Linked DNA regions of Homo sapiens: region 2 is linked to region 1. A link is an interaction called in ENCODE POLR2A ChIA-PET data of the cell type or tissue named here. Cell type or tissue: A673. All regions are shown on one strand. Each heading gives the region's core, and the rest is flanking DNA. Links, peaks and the distances in the headings are about the cores only. Region 1 overlaps DOCK2 (dedicator of cytokinesis 2). Region 2 has its middle 35 kb from the start of LINC01187.

Region 1 (12,571 bases), core at 3,670-8,669:
ATCTCTCCGATGGCAGGAAATGGCCACTGAGATAGCCTATCATCACGCCTTCTGAAAGCTACTAGGACATAAATAGTGTGTTCTGAAAGGTACTTGCACCCTTAGTTACCCCACTGCACTTGCCTGCAGCTGCTGGCTGGCCTCCTCATTGCTAGCTTGCTCATTAAATCCAGCTCCTTAGAAATGCTTTGGGAAAAATAAAAAGCCAATCCAGCTCCTTAGAAAGTGCTTTTAGAAAAATAAAAATGCATATATGGCCAATTGAATTGGGACCCAAAATTTGATTTGTTTCCTAATGCTTAGAATGATTACATTTGCAGTGCCACACCAGATGAATGCAGTTTGGGCTGTTGGAAGACTGTGCACCCACCTCTTCATCCTGGTGATGAAAGGAGCAGCAAATAAAAAAGCTTCTGGCTGACGAAGCTGCCTCTGTACTGGATAATCTTGACAGTCTTTAAAGAAGGATTCCTAGCTGGGTGCTGGGCATGCACCTGCAGTCCCAGCTACTCGGGACACTGAGATGGAAGGACTGCTTCAGCCCAGGAGTTCAAGGCCAGCCTGGGCAACATAACAAGACGCTCATCTTTAAAAAATATTTACGTATATATGCACACACACACACACACACATATATAAAATATATGTACACATATACATGTATACATATATAAAATATATATACACATATACATGTATACATATATAAAATATATATATACACACACACACATTACATAAATAAAGCAAGATTTTTAGGAAAGTGCTCTACTTCAAATTCATGCAAGAGGAAAAATGAGTCCAGTAACGTTGTGACTATGAAGATCTGTGTCTCACATCCTTTGACACCATTTCCAATTCGATGACATCTGAATTCACATGGATTTATAAGTGCTCAGGACACCTATCAGATTGGTCAGCACCTCCCACACCCTTCCAGGGCTATCATCCCTGACCCACTGTCTCTCATTTACATCACACCATACAGAATCCCTTATTCCCTCATGCCAGTCTCCTCTAGAGACTCATAGAATTCCATGGTTTCATGACTCTCAATCTCTACTTAACCAGGAACTCCTACACTTTTATCTCTTTATTAGCTAGTCCATGGTCACATACTCAAATAGAGTCTTCTCAGCAGCCAGGGTCACTATAACATATTTTTTTAAAGGGACAGAAATTATTGGTGTGAAGGGGAGTGAGAGAGTGGAATATTAATTGTGAGAGATATGCAATGTACATTGAACTCCTGCTAGATCCTAGGCATCATACTGAGAATTTATTTAATCCTTACCAAAACCTATTCAATGGATTGCATTGTCCCCATTTTACAGATGAGAAAATAGGAGCTCCATGTAGCTCACCCAGCTAGTGTGTCTCCAACAGAGGCAAGGCCCCAGCATGGACCTGTCTGACTCCAACGCCAGTGTTATTCCAGCCCCACTCACTCCGGCTCATGAGTGCAGGGCAATTATTACCAATTTCTAGATTCTGCTAGCTTGAGGCAGCCACCCTCTGAGTTTGTTAACTCCCTTAAGTTGGCCTTAAATAGAAAATCCAAGACCTGGATAGCTTGGTCTGTTTAATGATTGATTGATGTTTGTTGTGGTTTTATAAGTTACAGTCCCAGGGGACTGAAAAGAAATCTCAGTCCTAGAACCTCAGAATTAAACAATAATGAGCATTAGTCAACTCAGTGGTTGAGTCTTTAGTCCAATCATTCACTTCTTTCATTTTTTTATTCAACTATAGTCGGTTGGGCTTCCCCATCGCATTGCAGTTGGCTAGCAAACAGCAATCATGACTTCAAGCCATTCGCTACCTTTTCCTCATCAGACAGTGAGAGCCTGGGGTGAGATATCCAATCTCAATCAAGTCATGTCTCCTACAGTTCCTAGCACAATGCCTGTTATCCAGTAGGATCTTAGTAAGTGTTAGATGAATGAGTGAGTGTTTGCTGAAGGCAAATAAGGGGCCCGTATTTAGGGCAACTCACAGAATCAGAACCCTGTTTAGTGTTGGATTGATCAATACTCATTATTCAGTGTTATCCTTGAGGAAACTAGGTGGTAGCAGCTGGGGGTGGGATGGGAGGTGTAGAAGGAGAACTGCATGTGTGTTTCTTTACCTTCACCACCTCCCCTGAGCCGTTTTACCTAATCATAGAGGAAGGCATGGCATAGTAAGTAGAGCTTTGGGTTAAAGGTTGGGAGACCTGGGTTTGAATCCCAGCCTTACTACCACCAGGCTGTGTGTAACCTTGGATGAGCCATTTCACTTCTCTCCCTCCAAAAATGGAGATGAGAATGACTCTTTCATAAGAAGATCAAAGTAAAACATGATACAAATTCAGTTGCAGTTATTAAGTGCAATGAGGCATTGGGATCCAATGCTATGCAGAAGTTTTTCAGTCCAAAGGAGAGCATGTTAAAGCTTCAGTTTCCTTCCACTGTTGCTAACTTATAAATTTTACAAATGCCTGGTCCAGACAGGCTGGAATAAAGTGGACTTAAAGCTATTATCTGCATCATTCAAACAAACTACACTTTGGTCTGAATACCAAACTCAGAGAATTGAGTTCCAAGAGGTGGGTATAAATTGAAATAATTGGGATATATGCCTCAGATTTCCATTTTCCCTTTTGTATGTGGACAGACTAATGGAGGGCTCAGGCAAGCGTTCTCTGAATGTCCTTTTTAATTTCTGTTTGCAACTTAGAATAATAATACCACGTACTGACAATCCTCAAGCCACACATGAACAATCCTATATTGCCCCCATCACAAAACTTACAAATACCAAAAAGAACAAAAGCCAACAGCAATGTTTTGAATCAATATGAGCAGCTAGCATTCCATTTCTGGGAAAATCATGCATTAAAAGCCTCTTGTTTACATTTTAAGGCTAACAGAGGGGCCCTTCATTTCAGAGAATTAAATGAGAAAATTATCCTGGATTCAAGCATTAGCAAAATGGAATGGTTGTGTAATTGTTTCCAATCATCATCTGATTCTCCTCTTCCCTTACCTTCCCCATATCAGCTCTGAAGAAGAGGAGGCTGAAGCTCCTCTCATTTACAGCTCCACAGATTTAAAACCTAGTGTTGTTTATTACAAAAGGAAAACCAAGAAGTATACTATATTTCAAATAAACTGAAGAACTGGAAGCAAACTTCAAAGAGGAAAGGAAAAAACCACAGCCATTTTTCTCCCTATAAATAAAAATGGAAATGGGAAGAATTTATCCGCTGGCCTGGTTTTCTTTTCTAAAAGCACTCAGCTAAGAAGATAGAGAGATGAGACAGACTTGAGGCAGGGGCTCTTGCCTGCTTTATTTCTTCACTTGTGAAAAAGAGCCAAGGGGAGCCCTTCCCTAAAAGGCCCAAAGCAAAGAGTGATTTAAGAAATGTATCATAAACTTAGGCCCAATATTTAAATAAGAGGATCAAAGAGATTTTGCTTGGACTCTACAGCAATAAAAGAGGAACTGGGGAAAGTATGAGATGGGAGGAAATAAAGATAATAAATATCAGTTAAAGACATGTAATGAGCTCTCTGTGCAAACAGATGACAACATATGCTCCTTACCTTTGAACAGTCCATGTGTACTAAAGGAAAGAAGCAGTCAATTGATGGGAGCAGTAAGAAAACATATGTACAATGAAACATATTACATTTCACAGAACTACCATTTGATCCAGCAATCCCATTACTGGGTATTGACCCAAATAAATATAATTCGTTCTATTATAAAGACACATGCACACGTACATTCATTGCAGCACTATTCACAATTGCAAAGACATGGAATTAACCTAAATGCCTATTAATAAAAGACTGGATAAACAAAATGTGGTACATATACACCATGGAATACTATGTGGCCATAAAAAAGAACAAGATCATGTCCAAAGGTATGAGTGGAGACAGGGACATGGATGGAGCTGGAGGCCATTATCCTTAGCAAACTAATGCAGGAACAGAAAACCAGATACTACATGTTCTCACTTATAAGTGGGAGCTAAATGATGAGAACACATGGACACTCAGAGGGGAACAACCCTCACTGGGGTCTATCGGAGGGTGGAGAGTAGAAGGAGGGAGAGGATCAGGAAAAATAGCTAATGGGTATTAGGCTTAATACCTGGGTGACAAAATAATCTGCATAACAAATCCCCATGACACAAGTTTACCCATATAACAAACCCGCACATGGACCCCTGAACTTCAAATAAAAGTTAAAAAAAGAAACATACCATATTTCAAATTATGCTCAGTGCCCCCAACATGAATCTACAATTGTACTCCTATGAAATTGCAAGTAATTTTGCACATTATTTGTTCATGTGTTTATTATTAGTTATAAGTATTTCTTTATACATTACCTTAGTCCAAAAAGAATGAAAGAAGAAAGATGACATCCCAATGGAAAAGACAACATGAGCTCCAACTGCCCTTACTGGGGCCATAAGGGCAGCCCTCCAAGTTCTAGAGTTTGTTGATCATTAGGATAGAAGAGGACAAATTCCTTGCAGGAACCATAGCTTTTTCTGGCACGAAATTCTTAAAGAAATTTTTCATATTGTGTTTTAATGTTAATGTTCTACACTGAGTTTAGTAGTCATTTGCTGCTTTTGACTCAAATTGTGAAATCTTAGCTCTGAAAAGAACTGGAGAGAAGCTAATGGTTTCAAGTCACTTGACTGTGTTTAGTGCTCTTGTGAAACATAAAAAAAATAAAGGGAGGAGGTTTCATGAGCGTGTGCTTGTCCCTCCATGGCACTTCCGTTTCTCTATTCATGTGAAAAAGTATGTGTCAAGCGTCTGCCAAATGCCAAGCATTCCATATGACACACGGGTGTACAGGACCAGCATGCAAGTGATAAAGAGAGAGATGTGACCAGATTCAAGGCATATATGAGAAAGGTTCAAAGGCAGAAAAATCATGGAAGAGCAGAAGGTTTTCTTGAAAAGAATGAGTAAAGTTTTGGAAATAATGAGTTTGAGTATCTATAAGACACTCAAAACGAGATGTCAAAGGAATGATTGGCTAAATATGTCTGAAAATAATCTAGTACAAATGGGTAAGCATCAGTTTAACCATATGAGAGATACAGTGGATGCGGCTGCCCCCTACAAAAAAAATAATTTCCCATGGGCAATTACAATGCATTTAGCAGAGAGTGGCTTCTTAATTTTATTTGGTGGTGCTCATGAAGACCATGATAAAATGAAAAGGAGCAGAAAAAAGAGAGGAAGAATGAAGAGAAAAAGAAAAAAGAAGAGGTAAAAGAGGAAAAAAAGACGGAGAAAAAGAAGAAAGAGGAGGCAAAGAAAGAGAAGACAGACACAGAAGAGGAGGCAAAAAAAAAAAAAAAGCAAAAGTGGAGGAGGAAAAGCATAGCAACTGGGCAAGAATGAGGACTGACTGAGGAGAAATGAGTATGGGAAGCTGGGACAAGGGAGCCACAACAGGCCCAGAAACAGGAGGGATTTTCACTTGAAATTTTTAGACTATCAAAAGGACAAGGTTAAGACTGAGCCCAAAGGTGGCTAAGCAGCCCAAACTGGCAGGGGGCCCAGTGAGCCCACCTGTAAGTTTGTCAAAATTTCAAGTAGTGACAGTTGGGTGGGAGCTGGGGGACAGGATTTTCTGGGAGTAACAGTCAATGACTTCTTCTAGAGCACCTATCATGCATCTGAGTGTTGAAGGTAGGGATGGAACCATCTTTTCCCTCAAAGACTCTGCTAGAGTACCATGCACAGCCCGTCAGCCCAAGACAAGGTGGAATGATAAACTGGACTATGAAGAAGAGGAATGGAAGGAAATGTCGGCCATCAAGGAGGCTCCATTCTCATTCCTCTAATGTACTTAGTCAGTAATAGACCACATGGTAAGTGCTATATAGACAACGGTGAGCAGAGTGCGGAAGTGGAATATCGGTTATTGTCTGTGTGATCTTGGAGAAATCACTTAACCTCTCTGTATCTTTGTTTCTGTATCTGTAAAGTGGAAATAATAACAGCACCTCTCTTGGTGAGAATGAAACAAGATAACATAAAGCACTTAGATCAGCATACCTGGCCCATGGAAAGCATTATAAAAGTATAAGCTACTGTTATTTAGTTTTTAAAATATTTATATGTAACTTTCTGGGTAATGAAAATATACTGTATCTTGATAAGGGTCGTGGCTAATAGATTTACTATATACTTAAGATGTGTGCATTTTTCTATATGTAAATTATACTAAAGTTGTATTTAATTTTATATAAAATATAAATACGTGTGTGTGTACATGTATACATAGAGTCCATATTATTTTTCCTGTTTAAAACAGACAGTAAGTCTTGAAAAAGTCAAGTAAATTACCCAAGGGATTATACTGGAACTTGTAGTCAAGTACTTGGACTCCAGAGCCGGTGCTCTTAAAGATTGGGCTGGCTATGTTTCTATGTCAGCTGGGCCTTGGTACTCAACAGGACAGCAAATAGTTGCCTGAAGATGCTGTGCTGAACTCTTCTTGGAGAATCTCCTGCCATCAAGAGAGGGCAGCTCTTTTCTTATCTTTCCCATTCTTTCTCCCACCTTCCACATTCTTCTCATTTCAGCTCGGTTTCATCATCTCATTAAATATTAAAACCAAGATCCACGCCAGTCAACAAGCTGGCTGGTAATGGAGTACACACATTCCAGCAGGAAAACACCGGCAGACAGGCAGTGATTAAGAGCTACAAGGCACACACCCCAAGCTTCCCAAATTCCTCAGGGGCCAAAGATGCCCCCCTACTAACTGAAGTGTGCCCACTTTAAGTACACATGCAGCCCCTGCCAAGACAAAGAACACCAGCCAAAGAAGAGTGAGTGATCATAATTTATGAGGTGCTGTAGAAATTAATTTTGTATGCCCCTTCCATTAGCAGTAGGTCTGAATTAACTTTAATATGCAAGTTATCATGTTAATCTTTGATACTAAAAAAGAATGTATCATCATTAACCTTTCTAGCCCTGAACTGGGAAATGCAGTCTTTTTATTAGTGGTAATAGAAGTAGCATTATTTCTTGGCATCTCTGTACTCTACCCATTTGTATGCAGTTCCACCAGTCACTTTGTAAAATCTCTGCTGATTCAGAAGCCCATTTTTCAAACGTTTGACTCTAACTGCCCATAAGTCACCAGAAGTTGACTCCGCCTTCTTTTTTTTGTCACCAGATTCCTCTAAATGAGAATAAATTTTCCAATGAAGGAGCATTCCACAAAAAAACACTAATGGCCAGCAGAAGAAGCCCACAGGAAGAGGGGGCATGAATGAGTTGTGTGTGGCATTTAGGAAAGGCAAGCTCATCTTAGCCAAACCATAATGGGTCTTCAGAGCTCCAGGATCCCTGGATAACTAAATCATAGCTAAGAAGAAACTTCTGCTTTAGGGAGCAGGGAAACAAATTAAGCAATACTGGAAGAATTGCTATTAAAGATAATGGGAAAAACACTCAAATACTGCAATCTAGTACATCTTTCTTTCCAGGTATTCATTTGATATTGGTAAATTATAGATGAAAGAAATATGTGGAGAGTTCTACTCTCCATTTTAATGAATAACTTTAATATTCCTATTCCATTTGTTCTATATATGCTAATCTCTAAAATGTGTTAATAGTGGGAAAATATTTGATAAATTGCATTTTGCCATCTTTTTCTTCATTCACACTCTCTGATGGAAGAGCAAGATGATCAGAAAGTAGAGAACTTCTTAGGAAGGATAAAAAGGCAAGAATAAGGTATAAAATATCTTAAAATACAGCATCAGTTCCTGAAAAATGAAACTAGTTTCTGTTTTCAAATGCATTCACATACTGTTTATAACGTAAAATATAAACAAAACTACCTCCATACTGAAATTAGATTGGCTGCTGATCCAACTTTTTGGCTTGTAGGGAAGCTACCCATAATGAGGTTATCAACATACGAGTTCATCTCTTATACGGGTAGTTTTTATGATCTTCTTTTAGATCTAATGATTGTTTTTCTGACTGCTCCATAAAAAGGACATGACATGAATAAGAAGGAAACTGGGATTTAGCCATATCTATCTTCATAGAGCTTAGAGCTTTCTAAAGGGCAAAATCCAGTCAAGTATTTTCCAAGCTTTAGTTTATCATTATGTTTTTCAGTGGGAAACCTGCTATGTATTCATCATAATTTCCACCTGCACTATTGTTTACTTAATATTTTTCATAAAGTAAATTCATTTGAATCTGCTTAAGTTTATTTTGAAAGAAAACTTTGCTACCTCAACCAGAAAACCAGTATCCTTTGCCATAAATGGAAGATATCATAACAATCAATACAATAAAAATAAACACTTATATTAAATACTAAGAGAAGCTTGAGCCTGATGTCTGCTCCATCTTTGTTATCAAAGGAGATTATTAGAGAAAGATAAAAACAAAACAGCAAAGATACACAATCGTTGACATAATCAGAAAGATTGAAAAGGAATTGAATGAATGAACTTCCCTTCTGGATACAGTACTCTATTTGTACACACCTGAAATTATCTTTCATGCCAAGGAAAATAGTTTTGCTTACTCTGCAAATGAAAGAAAGAAACTAAAATCTGGATTCCTAACTTTTAATCCCAATTCTGCCACCAACTTGTGGTGTGACCTTGGGCAGGTCATGTCCCCTCAGAACCACACTTTCCTGGGCTGAAAATGAAGAGGTTGGATTAGGCAGTTTCTCCAAGGAGCCACTCAACTTTTCCCGTCTGTGTTTTGTGAAATCATTAAACATGTTCAAAAATATCATCATCATCGTCTGAAATGTGTGGTTGTTGATTGCATTTACACTGTTACCTGAAAGTCTTACCAGGAAAAAATAGCAAAAGGTTTGAAAAGATCAGCTATTTGGGGAGCAAAAGAGCATTTTGAAACTGTTGTGTTGAGAAAAAAAAAAAAATCAATGAAATTGACCACAATCCACGCACAACAGAACCTGACTGCCCAAAATATATACCTGCACATCCCTGGACTTTGAAAGCCAGTGGGCAAGACACTGATTTAAATTGGCCTTACAAATCACCTCATCACTTGCCTGGGTCAAACAGTCCTTTATGCTGGTTGAGTAAAAGAGGGTGCTAATTTCAAACTATCAGGTTTATCTCCGCCTTCCTAGGAGACAGTAGATTGTGAGGGGAAAAAACAAATACATCAATAGTTAAAAATTAGTTAAGTATCTGCAAGCTTGCTTATTGGAAAGAACTGGCACATTTAAGCAGGTTTATCCATCTGTAAAATAGTGATAACAACCTACTTTGTAAGTTTTTATAAAAATTATTAAAAGTAACTAGTATCGTAATTATTATAGTATATATGAACACCCTTTCTCCCATAGCTTTTTTTCTATCTTGATATTCTAAAAAGTCAATTTAAGCAACTTTTTATTTTTAATGCTCTACAGTGTCTCTAACTTCAAACTGATAATAAAAATGGGTATAATAATTATTAATGAATAATTAAAATGGAAATAATAATCATACTAATTTCAAACTATCATTTATCTAGCATTTATTGCCATTCAGGGACTGTGTTGAGCATTGTTATTTAATATTCACATTTAACCCCACTATAATCCAGATTTTACAGATCAAGAAGCCAAGAACCAAAAAACTGACATGACTTTTCCAAAGTCACCGATGAATACAATTCAACTATGAAACCAAATGGAAAACCCTGAAATGGCTCTCTGGAACTCTAGACTTTGGTAAGGAGATCATCCAACAAACACTCTTTGTACATTTGGGGCCAAAGTCAAGATCATGAAAAAATCAGAGGTTACCAAATCTAATATAATAAAAGTTGAATATTTCCAATTTCTGAAGTTCTTTGGTGTTTCTTGTTCATTTTAAATAATCTTTTGGAGGTTTTAAACTACAAGAATGACTTTAACATCCTCTGGCTCTCTCCTCTGAAGTCTCATGGCGCTTTGCTTATTATCTCTACTATAAAATATTCATTCTGCATTATAATAAAGAATGCCTCATTTTGCAAATAAAGGCAAGCTCCTTGAGGACATCACCATATTTTCATCATCTTTGTATTTTCTAAATGGCTACAAAATGTTTTGTTTATGCCAGAGAATCAATAAACATTTTTTGAATTGGAAAACCTGTTCTAAACATTGCCTCTCTTCATCAAAAATGTGGCTCCAACTATCACATGTGGAATTTGATATGTCAGAGAGCCAGTTAACGATACAGGTCTTGGGATGAAGGTGAAGACGTAGACTAAAAATTAAGTTTTGCAGCTGTAGGCAGCAGGATGGCATTGAGCCAGCAGAGTGGATGAAATCCCCTCTAGGCAAGGATGGGTAAAGCAAACCTCGAATGCAGTTGAGAACCGAAGACCTACATGGCTGTTGAATTTCTCCAAAACAGTTAGGTAGTCCTGCTCTCTGTGTTCCCCCTATTTCTGACCCTAAGGCGTAGAAAGAAGGACCTGGAGACCTGCAATCACACAGCAGGCATTCTGTGGATGTACCCATTTCCCAGGATGAATCAAGAAATTAAAAAAAAAAAAAAAAAACTAAGGAGGAAGCTGCCTAGTGTTCTCCCCCTAGGTTGGCAGGAGACAGAGAAAGGAGTAACTGGTCAGCTTTAGGCCTGGAGATGAAACAGCTGCAAGGAACCTGATCACGAATAAGGAGACTACAACCACAGTTTCCCGTCTTCTTGGAAACAGAGCAAGAAATAACCAGCTCTCCTGCTTGTACCCCAAACCCAGGGTCTGTCTCTTGATGTATGTGGCTATCTCCTGATAAACTAGAAGAGGGAGCAACACATCTTATGCTCAGGGAATTATTCTCTCCTTTTCCTGCTGAACCACAACATAAGCCAGTCTGCTGTTTGCTGACAGGTCCCACTACCTATCAAGATTTGCAACTCGCTGTAGTCCCCTGAAATACCACAAATTTTCTGAGAGGTAACTGGGACCTACTTAATTTCTCAGCACAGGCCTTGAACAGACAGCAGAGTGCTGTGGTGAACCTCCTGTTACCTGGATTGTAATTGATTTTAAAACCTGCCACTGCACCCAGAGACAGAGCCCAGAATCCCCATAAACCAACAAACAAAACAAAGCATCCTGCTGCAGACGGGGGTTCTGGCAAATCTGGGACATCGGCAGGGATGAGCCTGATGAAAAGCAAATTTTTGAGACCCACACAAACACTTGCATGGAGAGAAACATCCACCTGCAAAAGGGGGCAATGTCCTGACTGCTGCCCCTCTCTGTGGGGGCGGGAGAGGGGGCGTGGAGAAGGGCAGAAAGTGGTAGAGTTCCAGGTCCCATGCCAAGAAACACAGAACTAGTTCTAACAAGCCTCTCAATGACACACTGGATTCACACACCACGGCCTGTGTGGACAATACCCTAATCTGGGTACATCCAAACACAGTGAGTCCTTCTGTGTCTTTCATGTCAGGCTGACACTAGTGCCCACAAAACCCCAGGATAACAGAATGCCTTTCAGGCAGTTTAAATAGTACTTGAAGCTGCTGTCTCTTGTTCTATGCTGTCCTGGCAACAGAGACTGGCTGACTGTCAGAGATGAACAGGATCTCAGAGATCCAACATTCTGATTATACAATGTGAAATGAAGCCCAGAGAGGTTAAGTGGTTTGTCCAAGGTCACACTGCTTGTTAGTAGCTTTCCTGGACTAGAGTTTAAATTTTCCAGCTCTTAGCACAGCAGGTCTTGAATAACATCGTTTCATTCAATGTTGTTTTGTTATAACCTTGATGAGAAAAAAAATCAATTCCCAGCTGGGGCCACTGTCTGTGGAGTTTGCACGTTCTCCCCATTTCTATGTGGATTTTCTCCAGGTACTCCAATTTCCTCCCACATTCCAAAGACATGTGCATCAGGTTCATTTAGCATGTCCACATGGCCACTGTGTGAGTGAGCATAGGTGTGTGAGTGCACCTCGTGACGGAATGGCATCCTGTCCAAGGCTGGTTTCCGCCCGGCACCCTGAGATGCCAGCATGGGCTCTAGCCACCAGGACCCTGAACTGGAATAAGTGGGTAAGTCATGATCTTACTTGTTTTTATTATTCTTAAATGTATGTATAGCTCACATTTATTTTAATGTATAATATTAGAAGTGTTTTGGTCTTTATTTAGAAGTATGGCGATATTTTATGGTGATATTTTAAGTTAGGAACTTAACTCTTGTTTATATCAATTAGCCTATGGCAAAATTGGTTTTGTTATACATCATTTCACTTAAAGTTACGGTTCCCAAGAACCTATGGATGACAATAAGTGAAGACGTACTGTGTAGTGTTTTCTTCAATAGACGATATTACCATCTTTCAATGAAGGCAACTGGTCCTTTCACCTTCAAACACCTATCCCAGTGCCAGTTACTGGGAATACAGAGAGAAAACACACACTCTTTACCTGAAGTCAGGAAGCTGGTGTTACGTAAGCACAAGGAAAATCTTAGAGAAGCACGAGAAGGAGGAGAGGCCCCTGAGATCCCGAATACATGGATTCTCAGTGCTTTTGTT
Region 2 (12,571 bases), core at 2,792-7,791, 380 kb before region 1:
TCTTCCCAAGGTACTCCTGTCTCAGGAGACGATGGCCTTGGTATGCCCATGGGAGAGGGCTCCTGTGGGTTTGGGAGAGGGAGAGGGGAAAGGTGGTTTTCAACCCAGGGGATGTTTGTCAGTGTCTGGAGTCATTTTTGGTCATTGTGACTCTGGGGGCATGGGGAGGTCATGGCATCTAGTGGCAGAGGCATGGATGCAGCTACACACCCTACAGTGCATGAGACAGCCTCCCACAGCCAAGAACCATCTGGCCCACAAGGTCAGTTGTGCTCAGGCTGAGAAACTAACAGGCCTTAGGGAAGCTGAACAGTGAAGATCAGTCGTGGCAGCTGTGGAGCCAGATGCTTGCATTCAAATCTCAGCTCTACTGATTAGTAGGTGTCTGATCACGGGCAAGTTACTTGCCACTTAGAGGAGCCCAGGCAGGTCTTGGTGTATAAGAGGTTGGCACTTAGTAAACGGTAGGGAGTCTCCAAGCTCATCCATGAATCAGCTCAGATGGCCACACCCTGGGAGTATGTGGAAGCTTACCTGCAAGCCCTGGACACTGGGTCAGAAGCCTTTATGTAAAGTAGTTATGATCACAGTTGTCATAATGGGGCTCTTACGAAGGCAAGGCACCATGCAAAGTGTTTCACATATGTTGACTCATGTTACCTTCAGAAACCCTGCCAAGTAGGGCTTCTATTTCTAAACAGGGGGAATAAATGGGGGAAACAGGGACTCAGAGAGGTTGAGAGTGTCCTAGGCACTGGGAATACGTGGAAGAATAAGGCTCATCTGTGTTCTCTAGGACCTCAGTCTAGTTAAGGAGACAGGAAAATAAACCACTACTATTAACATTACAACAGTGAGTGTCATTTCCACTCAGCCTTGTCTGACATGTCTTCAACAAATAACTGATGAGCATCTACTACGGGCCAGGCCCTGTCTTGGTCACCCGAGTTCCTGCCCTCGAGTAGTTCACAGTCTAGTGGGCAAGACAGATTATATGATGCCCAAGCGATGCGTGCCCACCAGCAGCTGTGTGACTTTGCATTTCCCAAGCACCAGATACTTACAGGCTTTGGCTCATTTAATCTAAAAATGTATCATGATGAGACATTATTGCTAGGCTCATTTTGTAGTTTGGGAACTGAGGTTGTAAAAGATTAAATAACTTGCCCAAAGTCTTACAACTGGTTTGTGGTGGAGCTAAGTTTGGGCCCCTGAACTTTTATACCCCAGTGTTCAAAGTCTTAACCCCTCCAATGGATGCCTGTCCTGTTCTGCTGGGAGACCCTGCTCATGCTGCACCCAGCGGCTCACCTGCCACCCGAAGTCTGTTTGCTCCAGATGTCCCTTTGAACTCCATCCTTCTGGAAGTGACTGGCAATCAGCCCTGGGTCTGCTTAACACTGGGGAGAGGTGCTGTTGCAAGGTCCAAAGGCTGTGAGATCCTAAGAGATGGCAGCCAGAAGCTTGCTCCTGTGGGGCCCAGACGCACGATAGACATCTCCTGGGGCACTTCCTACCCATCCAGACAGGATGTCCTTGCACTGATGTGATCTTTAATGAGGAAAATAGGGGTTCAATCTGTTCTCTGAGGGAGGCTGTGGGAATGTGTGAACCAAACAAGAGGAAGAGGAAACTCGAAATGACAGTCTCATAAAAGGTGCTCTCTGCAGGAAGCCAGGGAGGCTAATTTGCCTTCCCCAGTTTCCTTTTTCAAATGTCCTTCAATGAAACCCAGTCAAATGGATCCAGGGAACTCATCTTTTCACAAAATACAGACCAGGGGATCCCGCCGTCCTGGAAACAGACCCCAGGGCCACACACAAGTTGTTGCTGGGCACCAGCATCCCCCTGAAGCCCCAGTGTTGCCTGCACACAGAAGAATTAGCAAGTCCTGCACATTTATGTTCAACTCTTTTTGGATTCTATTCATTCCACAAACAGTTATTGAGCATCTCTCGGGTGCGAGGCACCCCACAGCAACCTGAAGACACAGTGGTGAGGCAAGGTGGTGTCTGTCCTCAGGGGGCACACTGAATGGAAGCTATTTTCAGGGCTCCTGTTATTCTGGGGGCTTGGTCTTTTGCCTCCAGCAATAGGCAGTGCTTTTAGAGGAGCTAAAGAACGGGTACACCTAGCTAGGACGTGGAACGTTCTGCAATGAGAGTGTCAGGCAGGTCTCTACATTCAGCTGCTGGGTTCCCACAAAGACTCTCAGAGTCGGTGGCCATTGGCCAGACAGGATTTTCACTAGTGGAGTTGGAGAAGTTCTTTCAGTGAAGAAAAATTCTCAGGCTGATATCATGAAGACTGATGGAAACTTGGGAAACTTGGCACACTCTGGTGTCAATATGAGCTCCACAAATCATGGATGAAATACAGTTTTAAATGGGGCTGGAGCTGAGTTGCCTCCCAATCATTCATTCCTTCACTCACTCATTCATTCAAAAAATGTGTTGTATGCCTGGCACCATGCCAAGTGCTTGACGTGGGCTATCTCACTGAAGCTGCAGAGCATCTCATGAGGTGGTATTTTTAGTGCCACATTGCACAGATATAGAAACTGAAGCCCAGAGAGAGGAAGGATGTTACCCAAGGTTGCACAGCCAGAAAGTAGTGAGCAGAATTAGGTCAAACCCTGACTCTGCCACCTTCAGCGGTGTGACCTTGGAATAAGATAACTTTACAGGGTCTTTTTCTTTTGCTTTTTCGGTGCAAATTGGCTATAATGATCTTTATTCCAAGGCCGCTATGTGGCTTAAATAAGATATTGTTCCCAAAGGACCTGGTCCATAGACACACTTACTACGCTTTAATTCTCCTTCCCTCTTCTGTCTCCAAGGGGTTTGAGCTGCAACTCCCTCTAGAATCAGGCAGGGTTTGCTCTGTCTCTGAGAATTGGCCCTCGGACCTCAGCCTACCCATTCCTGGCCTTCTGGGGGAATCTGGGACAGCTGCTCAGAGAGCACTGAACAGGCCCGGTTCCCTGGTGGGTAAGCGCTGGGGGTGCTGCCCTGCAAAGCAGTGTGTGGGAAGGGCGGAGGCTTCCCTCAGCTGAGAATGTAAGGACCCAGCAGCTCTAGTTCCCATATCTCTGTGCCTGGGCACTGCTGCCAGAAACTAGCAAGGTGATACATGTTTTAAATGTAAGATCATCAAGATTTGGGGAAAAAAAATTTGGAAATCCTGCCTAAGTGCTAGCTCCTGAAAGGGCCTGCTTTTCCTACATGGAGCCCCGTGAACTGGTTTTCTTGGAAATGCTGGTGTCTGTCAGAGACTTGGCTGGGCCAGAGAGGGGCCCAATGGACCCCTAACTACTGGGGTCTCAGTGTCCCAATGTCAGTCGGGAGATGGGGTGGGGAAGGACACCTTGGGTGGCGGCAGGAAACCTCCCTGGGCCCTTTTGGGCTAGAAGACTCAGAAACCCAGCTTGCAGGGCAGGAATCAGATAAAGGGGTAAGAGATGAAGTCAGGAGGTAAAAAGTTTCCTGTGAGTTTGCACTGTCTCTTGCCAAGTGTTGCACTGGATGCTTTAATAAAAGCATCATCTCAAATCCTTGCAGCATCCCTGTAAGAGAAGAACGTGAATTATGACATAAACCACACCTGATAAAAGTTATTAGCTCTCTGATGGGACTGGCAGGAGGGTGAGAGAAGGAGGGTACCATGACCACCATTTAATGAGGCCTTTGCTCTCAAGATTGTGTTATTACCAGGCCATTTTACAAATCAGGAAACTGAGGCTTAGAGAGAGAGATCACACAGCTAGTAGGCAGAACTAGGTTTGAAACCAGGCTAGCATGAGGAGTTTAGAGTCAGATAGGGTTGAGATGAGGCCCTTGAATTGAGGCCTGGAGATAAGGTGAAAAGGTAGGACAGCTACAGGGTGGCTTGGACTGGGTTGGCAGCAGCGTTGGAGCATTACTGTCAGCTTCTGGGTCTGTCATGAAGGTATAGTGAATGTCTTTGAGAATGTGATGGAAGCTAGCAACCATCTCCCCAAAAACTGCACCCTCCACACTCACATGACCTGTTGCATACAATCTCAGGGTGGTTATGAACCTCTCTGGAGCCTTCCTTGGTCTCCACATGAAAGACGCTCATGAGTTTAGGAGTTTTATATTGCGTGGGTGCAGTGCAGCGTGAGTCCTGGCCCATCACTTTTTATGCCCAGCTGTGCTCACAATGTATGCCTATTGCCCCCTCTCCCTTCCCTTCCCCTTGCACTGCCCCTTATCTCCCTGCTTGGATGGGACATGCTTGGATGGGAAGGCAGAGCCACTGGAGGTGCCTAGGGTTTCCCAGTTCTCCTTGCTCCCTGCTTGGGACACTGCTTCAGTGAGCCGAAATGGCCCAGTGGAGATTCCCCTGTCATGAGCTGCACCCTGGCAGCTCCTCCTGCTACGGGCACTGCACACACTTGTGGGTCAGCTCAGGTTACAGAAGTGGAAGTGGGTAGCGTAGAACTGGCATGTACCAGGAACCCAATAAAAGTGTGTAGAATCTGCACATACTTTTTTCCATGGTCCTGATAATAGAATGTTGTAGCTATTGGTATATACCCTATGCCTTCCCCATTAGACTGTAAGATCTTTGAGGACAAAAGATAGCAACCTTACCTTATTTACACTGGAATAAGAGGTGGAAAGAGGGACCGAAGGAAAGAGAAAGTGTGTTGTGGACATCACAGTTTCATTTGATTCAGGTAGAACCTTTTTTTAACAGGTTAACTAGGCTGAGAAAATATAAAATTAGAGCTGAAGACTCTTAGATGCAATCTGGTAGGAGATGATGATTACAGCACAGTGGGATGGAGAAAGCAAGCATTGACCATATCATTTGAACCCCTGGATCTAGCCGAACCTGAAGCCCCTTCTTGGTTTTGTAAGCCACTAGTTTTTTGTTTTATTCTTTTTTTTTTTTTTTTTTTTTTTTGAGACAGAATCTCACTCTGTCGCCCAGGCTGGAGTGCAGTGGCACGATCTCGGCTCACTGCAAGTTCACGCCATTCTCCTGCCTCAGCCTCCCAAGTAGCTGGGACTACAGGCACCCGCGACCAGGCCCGGCTAATTTTTTGTATTTTTAGTAGAGATGGGGTTTCACTATGTTAGCCAGGATGGTCTCGATCTCCTGACCTCGTGATCCGCCCACCTCTGCCTCCCAAAGTGCTGGGATTACAGGCGTGAGCCACTGCGCCCAGCCTGTTTTATTCTTTTATATTTCCTCCTAATGCTAGTTTGTGCAGTATATCCGTCACTTGTAACTAAGAGTGTTGACTACTACAGAAAGGTAGAAGAAGTCAAGTGAACAGGAGGGAGGGAGAGCAGGAGGAAGGGATGTCACCAATATGGCACAAGAAAACTTGTGTCAGTTCAGATACAGCAGATCCATCCTAAGACCTCTGCAGCTCCCCTTCTGAGGATCTGGGGCAGCCTCCAGGGTCAGCCCTAGACGAGGGCTTTAGGGAGAGAGGGAGGCTAAAGGTGGCCTCCAGGAGCTTTGGGCCAACAGAAGCCCTGGGAGGTGGAGAGAGGGTTAGTGGAAGCCCGAACAGCAGCTCCTTGTGTTTATAGTAAACAGAGGCGGGTGGCCCAGCCTCCCCTTGGCCCTGAGAGGGGAGGGGAACAGTTGACGGAAAACTCCTCCCTCCCGCCTCCTCTGGGTAATTGAACAGGGGTTGGGTGGTGGGGTGGAGGACACATGGGGCCATGAGGTGGTGCAGATTCTACAGTAGGTAAGAGTCAAGGGGCTGGAGCGTGGGCTAAAGAAGAAAGCACCCACCCAAAGGCAGGCACTAATGACAACCACAGAGTGGCTGGCAAAAGGCTGCCACTCCTCCTTTGGCTTTTTTATGTTCTCTTGCTACTCAAGGTATGGTTCCTGAACAAGTGGCATCACTTGGGAGCTCATAGAAGTGCAGAATCTCAGGCATCATCCCACACCTAGTAAATCAGAATCTGTCTTAACAAACCCCAGGGGGTGATTCTTGTTTGAGATGCGCTGTTATACTCCAACGAATAGCATGAAGTAAGGACGGGTGGTTCTACAGCAACACAAATTGGCCCAGGGTATGTATTTAGATGGGTTATGAAATATTTGGTGCCAAATGCATTTTTTTGCAAATTGGATCTTACTGGAAATCCACCAAAGGAATTAACTTGTTAGAACAACAGCCGCAGGAACGAAGAACAACTTCCTCTAGGAAGTTTATATTTTTACAATTAACTTTACTTAAATCGAAGCATGACTGTCATCTAATGTTCCTCACTTGTCATATAGTTTGCATTTGTGGAGCTCTCGTAGTTACAGGAGCCATGCTACGCATTTTACATGCTTGACCTTAGGAAATCCTCACCCAGCCTTAGGAGGTAGGGATTATTCCCATCCAGCAAATGAGCAAATTAAGGAAGACACAGGTGACGTCACTTGGATTTTTGCATTTCATTTTGCCTTTCACTTTTGTTTTGTAATCCTTTCCCTATCATCTCCCCCTGACTCCCCACCCTCATCACTGCCAGGTCCTGATACTCAAGTCTTAAGGCCTTGCAGGGCTATTGACTTCTGGTGGTTACCAGAGGCGATTGTGCAGTGCCTACCACATGCCTGGTGTCTGCTGGAATAAGAGGCCACTGTGCTCCCTGTTCTAAGGTGCTCCCAGGACCTTGGTTGTCCTGGACTTGGACAAGATGACATATCCAGTTAGGTGATGTGTGCAAGTCTGAGGAATTCTGAGCATTAGGAGACAATTCTCCATGGGTCTCCTGTGTCTCTTACCAGCTGGCTCCCTTTGTCTTTTCAAGGATGTTTATGTAAGGAGCAGCCTTGGAAGACAGAGACAGATACAGTGTCTTTCTCCAGAGCAAAGTACAGATTTGTTTACTATCCAGAATGTCTCCCTCTGGGGTGAAGGTCAGATAGGCTTACTGCTCAGTATAAAATATTTGGTTTCTCTCATCTCGGTATCCTCTCCTGGAACACACTACCCTCTGTCACCTATATGTGCAAAGTCACCTGGCCCTTTTCACTTCATTCTGTGGGAATTGGGGCAAGGGAAACTGACATAAATATGAACTCATGCTACTTGCTGTGCTTTGAATAATTGTCTTTTGTCTCTGACCCAGGAGTCTTGTATTTTCTGACAGCATCCGTGAGACTGAAGTAGATCAAATTATTAGCATGAAAGCAGGTTAAAATCTTAGATCCTTCACAATTCTTGACACTAGAGTCTTTTGGTTTATGGACTTAAATATATAACCCCTACTTGGAAGACCAGACTCAGTCCTCTCACTAAGAAGGCTAAAGAAGCTGTCATGGTAGTAGAGAGTAGAAAAGCAAGGAGTCTGGAGCCAGATGGCCTTGGTCGGAAATCTGGCTCCTGACTTAAGGTGGTGTTTCAGCCTCACTGAGCCTCAGTGTCCTCATAGTAAAACAGGGCTAAAAATTATTCCTGCTTTATAGGACTGTGGTGAAGAGTAAGTGAGATAATAAGATAATATTAAAGAGTAAGTGATCTACAAATGCCAGGTGTTGTTGTTGCTATTGTCATGATCATTTGGAATCCTCTAGCCAGCCATTCCCCTAGAGGCAGTTACTGAGGGTGCATGGAGCTGGGGACAGTGGCCCTTGACCGTCAAGATCCATTCAGACCAGCTGTGAGGCGTCACCTGCTGTGACCCCAGTTGGTGGTTCAAGGTTATAGTAAACCACCTCACCTCTGTGCTAGGTGTTCTCTGTGGGTCCCTTGCCCCCATTTTTACCATACATATTAACCATCTCAGCTGCCAGAACAAAATACCATAGACTGAGCGGCTTAAACAACAGCCATTCATCTTCTCACATTTCTGGAGGCTGGAAGTCTGAGATCAGGGTGCCAGCATGATCAGGTTCCTGGCTCATGGTGCCTTCTCATGGTGCCCTCATATGACAGAGAGAGCACCCACTAGTGTCTCTTCTCATTAGGGCACTAATCCCAGCCTCATAACCTCAACTAAACCCAGTTATCATCCAAAGGCCTCACCTCCAAATACCATCACATTGGAGGTTAGGGCTTCAACCCATGAATCTGGGGGGACACCATTCAGTCCACAACATTCTCTCTGCTTCCCCATCCTGCTCAAGCCCCAGGAGGCTGGCTTCTGGCTGGGTCCAGCCAACTGGTGGCACCAAAAGGAGCTTGAAGGGCCAGAGGAGAGAGAGTTTGGTGCATTTATTATCCGAGGATTTTCTAGGCTACAGGTTGATAGCAGTGGTGCTTCATCATTCAAGGCCACAGTTGCGGCACTGCAGGACTATTCTACAGCTACAGACCTGGCTCGGTTCAGGTGATCACCCCCTCCTTTGCCCATTCAGGTCCTTGGGGGGGTGGCAATGGCATCACACAATTAACAACCTGGGTGCCTTCTTACCTTTCTTGGTGTCTGTCCTTAAGCCTGGTCCAGACTTTAGTACGTAGGCCATTAGATTTTCCTGAGTGAACTCTTCTGAGTCTGCCATCTGTTTTTGGCCGGGACTCTATGCAAAGGAGCCTCCAGGTGTCCCCATCACAGCCTAAGCCCGGAGAGACAGGCATTTACAATCCTGAAAGGGTCTGGGCACAGCTGGACAATACCGGAGCAATGCAAGCCTCCCTTCTTTACCGTTGGCAGTGGTTCTCAAATATTTTGGTTTCAGGACCCCTTTACATTCTTAGAAATTATTGAGGCTCTCAAAGAGTTATTAAGTGAATTATACGAATCCATAGTTACTATATAGAAATAAAATTGATAAATTTTAAAATATGAATATATTCATATGAAACATCATAAACATGATACATGTTAAGACAGTGTTTTATGAAAAATAACTTGATTTTTCCAAAACAAAACAATAACATTGTTTTACATTTTGTGGATCTTTTTAAACATCTGGATTACCGGAGGGTAGCTGGATTCTCATTGGCGTCTGCATTCAATCTATTGTAATATGTGGCTTTGGTTGCAGTATAGAAGAAAATATCAGTGGTGCTGCACTGAGTTTTTTTGAAACACTGCCTTGTATAATATATTTTTTTAAATAGTTAAGAATACCCCTAATGTCATCAGGAGACTTTAAGTACAAGCTTACAGTGGCAGAAAAATTTTTCCAAAATTCTGTATATATATATTGCACAAAAGCTCTAATTTTGTCAATGCAACAAATTCTGTCAGGTTTTTTGAGTTGGCAAATTTATTTTGTTTCATTTTCAAGAATATGTCTGGAATACTCAAGACTGAAAAACCATCGTCATCTGCCAGTTGTTCTTTCAAAGTAAAAATGATGTTCCGCTGAAAGAAGTAGCAAGTTCAGCTTGCAACTCAAGTCCAGCTTGCAACTCAAGTCCAGCTTGCAACTCAAGTCATGGCAAATGTACTTTGCCTACAGCCAAGCCAAGTATGCAACGAAACTTCATATGCAGCACGAGTGCTTTTTGCACACTTCCTGTTTCATTACACAGAATATTAAAAACACATGAACTCTGACTGCTTTGTTAAGGGCATTCTAGAGCGAAACTAGCTTTTTTCCCATTTGCGTGAATGGTGAAGAATACAGTGATCACTAGTGCAGTTTGGTGCCACCACCTTGATTCCTGCTAAGCCTTGGCAGTTTTACCTTTCATTGCTTTTGCACTATTAGTGCAAATGTCAGTACAGCAAAAAAATCTTATTATTATCAAAATAACATTGATCCTGCAGATCCTCTGCAAAGGTCTTGGTGCCCCCAGAGGTCCTAGAACAACGTTTTGAAAACAACTGCTGTACAGTACAGAATATGAAGTAATAGGGAGTGTTGAGCAAACCTTTATTTTGCCCAAAGACCTTTTCTAATCTGGAACTCAATTAAGCCTCTGGAATCTAAGCTCTATGAGAGCAGGAAGTCTTCACTCTCAGAATTTATCGGTGCTTGCATGTGAAATGTCAAAAAAATTTATTGACTTAGAAAGAGGATTTAAATTCAATATAAACCAATAAATAATATGGTGCTTCTGATTTTTTAAAGGCTATGTATCAGCTAAATGGATGTAACAATGCTTAATGAAAACAGTACCTCTGAGCCTCAGTTTTTTTCATCTGCAAAATGGACTTGATTTAATCCACTGCTTATCACAATTTTCCACTGAAGAACTTTAAGGAGCAAAGGGAAATGAATGAATATTTCTTGGGGGAGCCAGGAGTAATCTGTATCCAACCTATTTTCTTTTTTTGTTGGAGTACATGTGATAATCTAATACATTCATATAATTTGTAAAGGACAAATCAGTGTACTTGGGATATCCATCAGCTTGAATATTTGTCTTTTTAAAATGCCAGAAACATCCCCAACCTATTTTTTGAAATCGCTTGTATTTTAATTTCTACAATTTGGGGGACCTTGTAATTCTAATCCATAAAATATCAGTGTTTAATAGAAAGCAATGTTTTTAAATAGCAACAGCAAGTTTAAAAAGATCGATGCTATATTTACCCAGATGCAAGGTTGGGTCTCAAAGGTTATGGTATGTGAATTTAAGTAATAGTCCTGAGTTCTGGTGTTGGTTCTGCCACTTCCTCTTTGTATGACCTTGGGCAAGTTATGTTCTTTTGAGTCTCAGTGTCCTCACTTCAAAAAATGAGAATAATGCTGATCGCAATTACAATAGTAAAACTGTAAGGCAGGGCACGGTGGCTCACACCTGTAATCCCAGCACTTTAAAAGGCCAAGGGGTGGGGGGGCAGATCACCTGAGGTCAGGAGTTCAAGACCAGCCTGGCCAACATGGCGAAACCCCATCTTTACTAAAAATACAAAAACTAGCCAGGCGTGGTGACACATGCCTGTAGTCCCAGCTACTTCGGAGGCTGAGGCAGGAGAATCGCTTCAACCCAGGTGGCAGAGGTTGCAATGAGCTGAGATCACACCACGGCTCTCCAGTCTGGACGACAGAGCAAGACTGTGTCTCAACAACAACAACAACAACAGCAACAGCAACAACAAAAATAGTGCTTTCAACATGGTGAAACCCCGTCTCTACTGAAAACACAAAAATTAGCTGGGCATGGTGGCATGTGCCTGTAGTCCCAGCTACTCCGGAAGCTAAGGCAGGAGAGTCACTTGAACCCAGGAGGCAGAGGTTACATGAGCCAAGATCACACTACTGCACTCTGGCCTGGCGACAGAGAGAGACTCTGTCTCAAAATAAATAAATAAATAAATAAATAAATAAATAAATAAATAAATAATAATAATAATGCTTCCAACTCCACAGGTGGAATTCCTGAGAGAAAAAGATAGCAATGTACCTCTAAGTGTGTACAGAAGTTCTAAGTGCCATGAAGTCATCTCATCCCTGGCTCCCTACCAAAACCCTTGGATTCTCAGAGCAGGAAGCACCCAGAGATTTCGCACAGTGTTGCTGGTAGCCTAGGATTCCTTAGAGATGGGTCAGAGTCCTGGTGAGCTGTGTTAGAGAAGAAAATTATTCTGACACATTAACGTGGTGAGGAAGACTTAAATACAGCAAAGACAGAGGGATTTGTAGCCAATGAGCAGAGTGAGGGGTCATTGAATGGAAAATTACTAAGTGGAGACATCAGGGATAGGGGATTCTTGCTAAACCAACTTAACAGAATTTCTGCTGAAGGCAGGCCAAAGACTTAAACATCAAAGATGGGGAATGAGGAATTTGAACAGATAGTGAAGGTGTCCAAATAGCAAGCATGTGGAGATTCTAGGAAAACTGACTTAGCAGGATTTTTGCTACAGTTGGACCAGGAAGGCCAAAGACAAGACCTAAGGATGAGGCCTGGTTTAAAAGAGGGCACAGAGGAGCCTGTCCGAAGTTTGGTCAAGGACAGAGTTTTAATCAGCTGGGCTTGGACACCTCTTCTCGCCACCTCCCATTCATATGCACCTGATCAGCTCTGTTTGAATCTGTTTTAATTTGAATTCATGGTTCTTCAGGGAAAAACACATTAAGTACATAGAGAGATATTCTATGTTCATTGAAAGAGCATCCCAATATTGTCGAAATACCAGTTATTTCCAATTTGATCTATGGATTCAATGCAATCCCAAACAAAATTTCAGCAAGTTGGCCAGGCACGGTGGCTCATGCCTGTAATCCCAGCACTTTTGGAGGCCGAAGCAGGTGGATCATCTGAAGTCAAGAGTTCGAGACCAGCCTCGCCAATATGGTGAAACCCCATCTCTACTAAAAAAAATACAAAAATACCTGGGTGTGCTGGTGGGCATCTGTAATCTCAGCTACTCGGGAGGCTGAGGCAGGAGAATCGCTTGAACCCAGGAGGCAGAGGTTGCAGTGAGCCGGGATTGTGCCATTGCACTACAGCCTGGGTGACAAGAGCAAAATTCTGTCTTAAAAAAAAGATCAGCAAGTTATTTTGCAGGTATCAGCAAACTGACTTTAAAGTTGATATGGAGGAGCAAAAGGCCCAGAATAGCCAACACAATATTAAAGGAGAAGAGCAAATTCAGAGAACTAACGCTATCCAACTTCAAGACTTACTGGAAAAGGATCATAACATTGTGGTATTGGTGAAAGCACAGACAAATAGATCAAC

Evidence for each region. ChIA-PET counts read pairs that join two places held together with the same protein. Peaks named below come from ENCODE experiments on the same cell type or tissue, not always from the same donor. Only the 100,000 strongest peaks of a DNase experiment are listed, where the experiment ranks them.
Region 2: POLR2A ChIA-PET joins it to region 1 with 5 read pairs; 2 of 35 experiments call an interaction of 5 or more read pairs at or near these places.

Annotation. Positions count from the first base shown.
Region 1 is chr5:169,780,513-169,793,083 of GRCh38, reverse strand. The region is part of intron 25 of DOCK2 (dedicator of cytokinesis 2); the gene reads right to left. Among named protein-coding and RNA genes, the nearest start is that of DOCK2, 150 kb to the right of the region's middle. In A673, for the core only: no CTCF peak of the experiment used is centred there; DNase peaks (open chromatin) are centred at 4,793 and 6,643; H3K27ac peaks cover 2,419 bases.
Region 2 is chr5:170,158,135-170,170,705 of GRCh38, reverse strand. No RefSeq gene overlaps it. Among named protein-coding and RNA genes, the nearest start is that of LINC01187, 35 kb to the left of the region's middle. In A673, for the core only: no CTCF peak of the experiment used is centred there; no DNase peak of the experiment used is centred there.